Linked DNA regions of Mus musculus: region 2 is linked to region 1. The links are chromatin contacts, found by Hi-C or POLR2A ChIA-PET in ENCODE. All regions are on one chromosome and are shown on one strand. Each heading gives the region's core, a stretch centred on a gene start or an enhancer-like site at or near the end of the contact. The rest is flanking DNA. Distances are from core to core; before and after follow the strand shown.

Evidence for each region. A loop is a pair of places that touch in the nucleus more often than their neighbours do. ChIA-PET counts read pairs that join two places held with the same protein, here RNA polymerase II (POLR2A).
Region 2: a map of regulatory T cell shows a loop between it and region 1 (2.2-fold over the local background). The contact joins the promoter of Myoz1 here to the enhancer-like site in region 1. A Hi-C loop is called at or near these places in 1 of 37 maps with a recorded cell type or tissue (regulatory T cell). POLR2A ChIA-PET finds 5 or more read pairs at or near these places in 5 of 5 experiments (Patski and embryonic stem cell).

Annotation. Positions count from the first base shown.
Region 1 is chr14:20,607,675-20,612,372 of GRCm38, forward strand. Usp54 (ubiquitin specific peptidase 54) reads right to left here. Exons shown (of 21, transcript NM_030180.2): 2 at 1-231. Among named protein-coding and RNA genes, the nearest start is that of Usp54, 8.3 kb to the right of the region's middle. Within about 2 kb of position 2,642, at least 1 of the 3 ENCODE cell types and tissues checked has a DNase peak (open chromatin) inside an H3K27ac peak, as active enhancers do.
Region 2 is chr14:20,654,487-20,659,184 of GRCm38, forward strand. Myoz1 (myozenin 1) reads right to left here and starts at 2,054. Exons shown (of 6, transcript NM_021508.3): 1 at 1,946-2,054; 2 at 790-880. The coding sequence starts at 862. It overlaps Synpo2l (synaptopodin 2-like), which reads right to left. Exons shown (of 4, transcript NM_001310431.1): 4 at 4,462-4,698.

The DNA of each region.
Region 1 (4,698 bases), core at 1,392-3,891:
CTTGCCCTCTTAGTGCCTTGTCTCATCATCCTCGAGCAAAACTCAAGCTCTGAACAACTGAGGAGACACCACAAGCCGAGAAGTTTGTCTGCGTTCTCGGTAGGGCTGCTGTTGATGTTCCTTGCTGTACCTTTTGGTTGTATTCCAAATTTCTTCTATCTTCTCTACCAGATCTTCAGAAAGTCTCTTCTCCTTTCTTCTGAGATGAGAATAGCCAGCTGTGCCAGAGAGCTTTAACAGAAAGAAAAAAAAAATCAAAAGCTTACGTCATTTAATGACTCTACTGGCTTTGCACTGTTCTGCCAAGAACAATGTTGCCTCACCTCTCAGCATAAACTTGAAACCTTGACAAACAATGCTGAGAGAGAGAGAGAGAGAGAGAGAGAGAGAGAGAGAGAGAGAGAGAGAGAGAGACTATCAGAAACAAAAAAAGGGAAATGCCAAACGAAAGAAAAAAAAGAAATGTGGGCAGCTTCACTTTCATGGAAAACTCTTAACTTTGAAGATGAAAGCTGAACTAGTCTAAAATAAAAACCAAACACAAACTTTCTAGAATGAAGCTAAGAAAGAACAAAAACAACAAAAATCAGTAAGATAGCAAACACCAAGCAAGGAAGTCTGTCCTCTGGGTGTTGTTATTAAAGTACTTTTCTAAAGCTGCCTTCCAAGCACAGTTATGAAATCCTGGTTACAGGTGGGGGGCACATCAGCAGTTTGGATTCCATTCTAGGAAAATGAGGCTCCATCCCAGAGAATCCCTCGTGGTCATTAGACCACATGTCCTCAATATCTAGTCCAAAAGACAAGCTTTTATGGCTTATCTTTTGCCTTGTTTGACTGATTTGTTTAGTCAATATTTTGCCAGAGAATCAGAGAAATAATTTGAGTTATAAATCACTTAAATCTTGAAATTATCTCGAGGGGCCTGGAATGAGAGGCCATCATCCACTGACCAACTTTTGGCTTCAACTCACCAAAATGTCTGTCTGTGAGACAAAGTAGTATCAAATCAAGCAGCATTCCTGGAAGGAAGCAGCTGAGAGACAGGGTCTCACCATACTGTCCTGGAACTCTATGTAGACCTGGCTGGCCTCAAACTCAGAGTGCGAGGCTTAAAGGTGTGAGTCAGCTACATCCAGCACAGCTTTCAGGGGTCAGTTCTCTCCTTCCACCATGTAAGCTCCTGGTAGCAAACCCAGGGCATTAGGTTGGACAGCAAATGCCTTTACCCTCTGAGTCATCTCAATAGCCCACATTTCTATTGAGATGGGGTCTTACTATAGAGCCCGGGCTGGCCTGGAACTTACAACACAGACCAGGATGACCTCAAACCTCCAGCAATCCTCCTTCTTGCCAAAGTGCTCACAGTATAGGTATGTGTAACCACACCTGGCCGAAGTGCTAGAATTCAAATATCTCAAGCCTCCCTTTAGTTAATATCATATATATGTATATGTGTGTGTGTGTGTGTGTATGTATACACACACACACACACACACACACACACACACACACAATTTAGAAAATCAAAAATAGGCCAGGTGTTATTGCAGGTGCCACTATCCCAGTATCCAAGAGGCAAAAGCAGAGAGGTATTGTAACTCTAAGGCAACCTAGGCTAAATAGCAAGGCTATCTAAAAAGTTTTTAAAATTAAAAAGAAAATACTCAATACATCCATCTTTAATCCCGCCACTTAGGAGCTGGGGCAGGCAGAGCTCTGTGAGATAAAGGCCAACCTGGTCCACATAGTATGGCCAGCTAGGGCTACATAGTGAGACCCTGCATAAACAAAAACAAACAAACAAAAAAACCCAATAACAACAAAAACTAAAATTGGAGGCATGGTGACCTCCCTAACTGGAGGTGAGGGACTGTGAGCTCCTGACAGCCTAGACTACATATCAAAACCCTGTTTCAATCAAACCAACAAAAAGCAAAAATTCTTTGAGGTTTTAATCATTGTCTAGAAAACATCTGACTCTGTCCTCGGTGTGTCCAGTGGAGAGCTGAGGTGCAGGAATATTAGCTGGTTGCATAACTCTTCTTCCCTTCTCTACATTCCTGGGCTATTTATAATCTTCATAACCTACACGTCACAAGTAAAGTATTTACTTAGACATTGTATGGTCATTTTATTTACTGTTTTTATTACTCTCTTTTTGTTTTATATAGTATCCGTCATGTATCATATGACTGTATAAAATAAAATGCTATCTAGTATCAAGCATATGATGACACTATACTGACATTCTTTATTTAATCTTCACAACAGCCTATCAGGTAGAAACTATTAGTTCAGCTTTACAGAAGAATAACCTGGGACTTAAAGACATCAACCTGCCTAACTGGTATGTGGCAGAGCTGGAACTAGGTAGCTATGATACTTGTCACCTAATTATGTATCTTATTATAGTATTCCCAAAGCCCCCATCCATCACAGTGATGGTCATAAACTATCAATACCTGTTGATGAATGTAGAACCAGGAGGAACCCACATCTCCAACAAAGACTGTAAGACCCCTACTTCTCTACATATCCCTCATGAACTGCATATTCAAGGCCACTGAGGAACTTCCAACAAGCCGTGCAGCATTCCTTCAGCTCAACTGCTGTAAAGGAATGACAAGTAGCAAGCCTCCACTTGGCTCACAGCAGAAAGGACTTGGCAGGTGGGTGGGGTTTTAGTATCCACATGAGGCACTCACTGAAGCCCTGCCTGCCCTATGACACATGCCCAAGCACAGACAGCAAAGACAAGACACACAGTGGCAGAAAGGAGTCACGGGCTCTGAACGCAGCATTATGTGGGGAAAGCAGTAAGTTCTCACACTAGCTAGGTATGTCAGAAACTAAAGTGACGGCCAGAAAACAGCAAAGACAAGAGAGGCAGTTGAAATGGTTCAGGCAAATACTGATTGCAAAAACACTCAACTCCACACGAAATGCTGGCTTCTAGGTCCAGCACTGACTCCCACAATCATTCTCTAGTGTCATCTACTGAAGATACATGAGAATAGAAATGGTATTCCGAGCTGCATGGCTCTAATAATCTGTTTTTAAAGATAAAAAAAAAAAAAATAGGTTAGGAGCTGGGCGGTGGCGGCTCACGCCTTTAGTTCCCAGCACTTGGGAGGCAGAGGCAGGAGGATTTCTGAGCTTGAGGCCAGCCTGTTCTACAAAGTGAGTTCCAGGACAGCCAAGGCTACACAGAGAAACCCTATCTTGAAAAAAACCCCAAAAACCAAAAAATAAAATAAAATGAATATACATACATATACACACACACATACACTTACACTTATTTTTAACCAAAACAAGCTGGGCAGTGATGGTGCACACCTTTAATCCCAGCACTCAGGAGGCAAAGGCAGGTGAATCTCTGTGAGTTCAAGGCCAGCCTGGTCTATGGAACAAGCTCCAGATCAACCAAGGCTACACAGAAAAACCCTGTCTCAAAAAAAAAAAAAAAAAAAAACCAAGATACACACGTGCATGCATGCATGCACACACACACACACAAAGAACAAACTATATAATAATAGAAGAAAAATTTGAACTTCATGATTATTCTAAAAAAAGTAGTTTAAATTAGCCCAAATAATTAAGTCTATTGTCTGTTGCAAGCAATAAATGTACACTTAGTCCAAGTGTGATGGCGCATGCCTTTAATGCCAGTGCTTGGGAGTCAGAGGCAGACAGATCTCTGAGTTCAAGGCAATCCTGATCTACAGAGCGTTCCAGGACAGCCACGGCTACACTGAGAAATACTGTCTCAAAAAAAAAAAAAAAGAAAGAAAGAAAGAAAGAAAGAAAGAGAGAAAAGAAAAGAGAAAAAGGAGTATACTTAAGAGGGTCTGCAAAGAAGATATATGGCTTAGAGGTTAAGAGCATATATTGCTCTTGCATAGGACCTGAATTGGATTCCCAGCACCCATATCAATCAGGTGGCTCACAACCACCTATAACTATAGCTCCAGGATAATCCAATGTCTTTGGCCTCTGCAGGCACCAATACTCACACCCACATACAAACACACATTTTACAAAATAATGTCCCCACACAAATATACACAACTTAAATAATAGATCCTTTTTAAAGATCTACAAAGTAAACTATACTAACCTATCAATGATTAAAGAAATACGTGTGTGTACATGTTCGTATGTGTTACATGTGCACACATGCATGTAGAGACCATGGGTTGACACTTCATGTCTTCTTTAATCACTCTCCACTTTGTTTTCTGAGACAAGATCTCTCAACTAAACCTGGCGATCACCAATTCACCTAGACTACCTGGCCATCCAGGCTCAGTGATCCTCCTGCTTCTGTCTCCTTGGCAATGGAGCTTCAGGTGTTTGTTGTTGTGCCCAAATTTTTACATGGCTATGATGGATCGAAACTCAGGTCTTCGTGTTCCCATGGCAAGCCCTAAATCCACTAAGCTATCTCCTCAGATCCTAGAACCTGACTCAAATCAAGTGCCAACGACTCTAAATTCCTGATCTTCCTTGGCTCTCCACCCTCAGTAGAGTTTGTGGCATTACATATATTTCTAAAATAGATTTGCTTTGTCTTGCAAGAGGCTGGTCTCATAGCTAAAGCTAGCCTTCAAATGCTGTCTTTTCATCTTGTGCCCTAGGAGAGCTGGGATTAGAAGTATACACCACCACACCCAACTCCACTACATTTAT
Region 2 (4,698 bases), core at 804-3,303, 46 kb after region 1:
CATGCACTACCATTCGTAGCCCATAAGAAGTGGTTTTGTTTTGTTTTGATTTCCTGGCTTGGAGGTAGAGACAGTACAGGGGAACAAAGGGAATGACATATAGGGTTGGAATACTTCAGTGAAGAGGTGACCCAGCCAAGGGGCATGGGCGTGGAGTGAAGGAGAACAAGAATAAGAGAACACCACAGACAGTAGCCAAGGGAGAAATTACACCCTGGGCCGGGAAAGCTGATAGGCCAATCCCACGTGCAGCTTCACACCTCTAAACACAGATCCTGCTCTTCTTTCCTTTCTTTTTTTCTTCAGTGAACTCTCACTCCAAAGGTATCAGGGGAACTTCACACTTGGCAACTCGTGCGCATCCCCAGGGAGTGTGGCTGTGTAGTTTCCTATTTTAAATGCTTACACAAGTTCCCTAACACTTAGAAAGAAATAAGGAAGTTAACCATTTGGTGAGGCCTAGCCTGTGTTCTCACAGGACTTGACTGACTATGGGTCCTGCTAAAATGTCCAGTATCTTAGCAGGGTGTTGTCTCAGAGTAATCAATGGGAAGGATGGGAGGATGCAGAGTGGATGCTGAGTTCTTCCTGTGTCTTTCTCCTGCCCCTTCTCACCCCTCCCATCATCCCGTCTCCCACACCCTCTACAGCTGCAATTCCTCTTGTTTTTTTTTTTTTTTTTTTTTTTCACTCTGACTTATATCCTGTCTTACATCATTTCTGGGACTCTTGAGTCAGGCATGCTCTTAAAAGTCCTGCATTGGGGCTCTACAAGCACGCACACCCTACCTCCAGTGAGCTCCATAATCAGTTTGCTTGACTTCCTCCTCTTGTTAGGGGCCGGGGTTCCTGAGAGTGGCATGGTGGAGGTGGATCTGACCTGGAAGGAGAGATGGAGTGGGAGAATGAGCATCCGCACTACAGCCGTACACTTGGGATTAAGGACAAAATTTCTTCAGTTTTTTTTCCATGTGCATGTTTGCATGTGTGTGTGCACGCATGCATACGTCTTTACAGAAATTAGTATTCCCCAGAACGTAAACTGTCACAGTCTTCTGTTTTCTTTGGAAGCAGGACAGGAGGAAGAACTGTACCCTTTCCTTATCTCTTACCAAGGGCTGTGTCCACTTTCCATAGCTCCTGTGTGGGCATCGGAAATACAGCTAGGGCCGAAGGGGGTTTCAAAAGCAACACTGGCAGAGCAATGCACTCAGGCTTCCTGGGCCTGGCGTGACTTAAAGTCCTTATTTGTATCGGGATATCAGACTACAACTGTGGCTCCAGACTCTAGTCTCCTCCTTAGGCTTCCCTTGGGGTCCATGGGCGTAAAGCAATGTTCTGCTAATTAGTGTTGAGATTCAGACGAAACCTTCTCCATAGGAAGGAGAGGTTGTTGATCTTCCAGGAGGCCAGCTGGAACGTGGCCCGAGAGGTCATGGGTATGTTCCTTGTTCCTTCAGGCACTCCGATCCCAAGGTTCAGGGCTGGAGCAGAGAGCTAGCTAAGGGCATTTGAGCTGTGGCAGATGTCAGCTCAGCAATATAGTACGTGGAAGTAGAGAATTGTGGGGGGAACAGAAACACAGGAATAAGATCTGGCCGTGGATGGCGACAAGATAAGAAAATGTATGCACACCATCCTCTCCCTAACAGCCCTGCTATTTTCCGTGGTGTCCTGTCTCACAAACACAACCACACTCTACCAACTTAGTGGCATTCCAAAGCACCCTTTCCCATCTGTCAGGTACCTCCCCACATATCTTAATTCCTCCCAACTCCTTAGGTCCCTTTCTTTCCAACTCTGTAACTCCAACTGGACTGTTGGCAGCTGAGCAGAGATGAGAAGAGAGACCATTCCCTGAGGATGGAGAATCACAGTTGCAAACAAGGAGCTCAGAAGAGTGGGCTCCAGCCCCTTCTTCCGGTAGATAGAACCATAGACTTACCAGCTGCTCAGTTGGTGGTCGGCTCTCCCCGGGGTCCAGCAGCTTCGGAGGACTAAGCTGCAGTGACTAGAGAACCTGAGCCGGGGCGAGCGAGCGTAGGGGCAGCACCGGCAGTGGGGGAGGGAGGAGGTTATTAATAGAGTTGATGAACACAAGCAGCTCAAATGGCACAGGGGGTACTGAGACCCTGGAACCGAGAGCCTGCCCTCTTTGCCTGAGGTTCAGGAAGAGGGAAACAGGGCTACAAAATGTTCCCACCAGACTGTCTGAGCCAGGGATCAGTCAGCCGAAGGGGTGTGCCTCCTCCTTGCCTTCTTTCTCCAAAGAAGCATTTCAGGAGGCCGAGAGGGAGCAGATAGTGGTGGGTAAGAATTAAGAGTAGGTATAGGAAAAAACAAAACAGAAAACATGAATTGTGGGCTACTCAGGGCCATTCCAGGCCAGGGCTGGAGGGGACCCATGAGTGTATTTGTGGGTGGGAGGGATTAAAGCCCTAAGTTGAAGATAGGATGGAAATTTTCACAGTGGCATTGCTTCTAACTTCCTGAATAGGTTGGCTTTCTGTCTAAGAGGGTTAGATCTTGACAGGGTGAGGAACCAACTTAGTGAACCCTAGTGCAGATGATCTTACAAAGGCCCGTGGGTACTCTCAACCTGTGGGTCCTGACCCCCATGGGGGGTCAAACAACCCTTTCATAGGGGTCAATGTCAGATATCTCAAATATAGATATTTACATTATAATTCATAACAGTAGCAAAATTACAGTTATGAAGTAGCAACAAAAATAATTTTATGATGCCAAGCATGGTGGGTGGTGCACACCTTTAATCCTAGCACTTGAGAGGTAGAGACAGGTAGATCCCTGAGTTCCAGGCTAGCCTGGTCTACAAAGTGAGTTCCAAGACAGCCAAGGCTACACAGAGAAACCCTGTCTCAAAATAATAATAATAATAATAATAATAATAATAATAATAATAATAATAATTACTACTACTACTACTACTAATAATAATAATAATAGGGGCTGGAGAGATGGCTTAGTGGTTAAGAGCACTGAATGCTCTTCCAGAGGTCTTGAGTTCAATTCCCAGCAACCACATGATGGCTCACAACCATCTGCAATGGGGTCTGATGCCCTCTTCTGGTGTGTCCAAGGAGAGCAATGGTGTACTCATATACATACTATAAATAAATTTTTAAAATGATGATGATAGCAGTAATTTTATGGTTGCAGGTCAACACAACATGAGGTACTGTATTCAAAGGTCACAGCATTAGGAAGGGTGAGAGCTGAAGCAATACCCTGGATCCTCCCTCATCTCCCACTCATGTCCTGAAACCAGCTTGCTCCTGTACCTTTTACTCTTATACGGCTGCCTAAGGAATTGGCTTTTGGGGGTGGGTGGGCATGGGTGTAATTTAGTAAACATATGAAACTATAGGTTTCTTGAGCCCAGCATAGTGATGTATGCCTTTAATCTCAACACCCCTAAAGCACCGGCAGGTGGATCTCTTAAGTCCCAGAGCTATACAGGAAAACCTTGTCTCAAAAATCCTTATGACATTTTTACACATGTGCCATTGGATTGTTCACACTCACACTCACAACCCTTCCTTGCTCCCATTCTTCACAGGAAGCAGCTTCTGAGGCTTCCAGAATGAGCCCTGCCCTCTGTGAACTCCCTGATCTATCCCCATCTTCCTGGCCACACCCTTCTTCCACCCTATTCTTGCCTTATTTATACTGGGGGCTGAAAGTCCTCCCCACACACACAGCAGATGGCTGCTGCCCAGATATATCATCTTTGGCACATTTCCTCCTAAACCAAGGAAACGGGGGAAAAAAACATAAGTAGTGAAAGGTAACTTGTTATTACTACTACAATCAATCCTGTCCAAAAGGAAAAAAACAAACAAACAAAAAAACCCTTAAGGTCTGATCTCCTATGACCAAATACCAGAAGTAAAATATATAAAGACATGCTATTGAGCCTATGATGTCTTAGACCTTTCTTTGGAATTCTTAGACTGCACTTGGGAGCATCTGGTCATTGCCACAAATATGCCCCCTGCTGGTAAGTTAAGTAGTGACACTTTCCTTCTCCATCTTTCCAGTCAGTCCCCAAATTCTTTAGTCTCACTCCACACTCTCTCTGTCTGCCACTCATACCTGCCACTGTATTCCTATCTTGTGATCCCCAGAGAATGATTAACATAGCTACTTCCTCTGGGAGCCAGGAAATGCCCATGACAAAGGGATCAGGGAGCCTTTCCCATTACTCTGAGTAATGAGCTTCTGAAGAAGGAGAGGCTCTCCGTGGAGAGACTGCAGGATGAGGTAACCAGAGGAGTGATGAGGGAGATGAGATCAAAGCAAGACCATTGGCAGGGCAGGAGGGGAGGCCAGGAAGAGAGGCAAGGAGCTTGGATCAGATGAGCACAATGGGCTAGAAAAGACCATAAAGAAGTCAGGACTGGGTATAAAACCAGAAGAGATGACAGACGCAGACAGTGTGGTGTGGGCATACGTTTATTCTTGTGCACAAACCAAAGAATTATGACACCCAATACTGCAAAATACTGCAAAGGAAAAGATTGGTTTCCAGGTCAAACAGCAAGCATGGCTGGTGGTGGTCTTCACGGAAGGACAGTCCTTGCCCTTCTGGGATCAGACATGAGGGCCTGAATCTGCAAAGCACTGGGCTTATACGGGTAGGGTAGAAAAGACCCATCCTTGCCCTTCTGGCCTTGA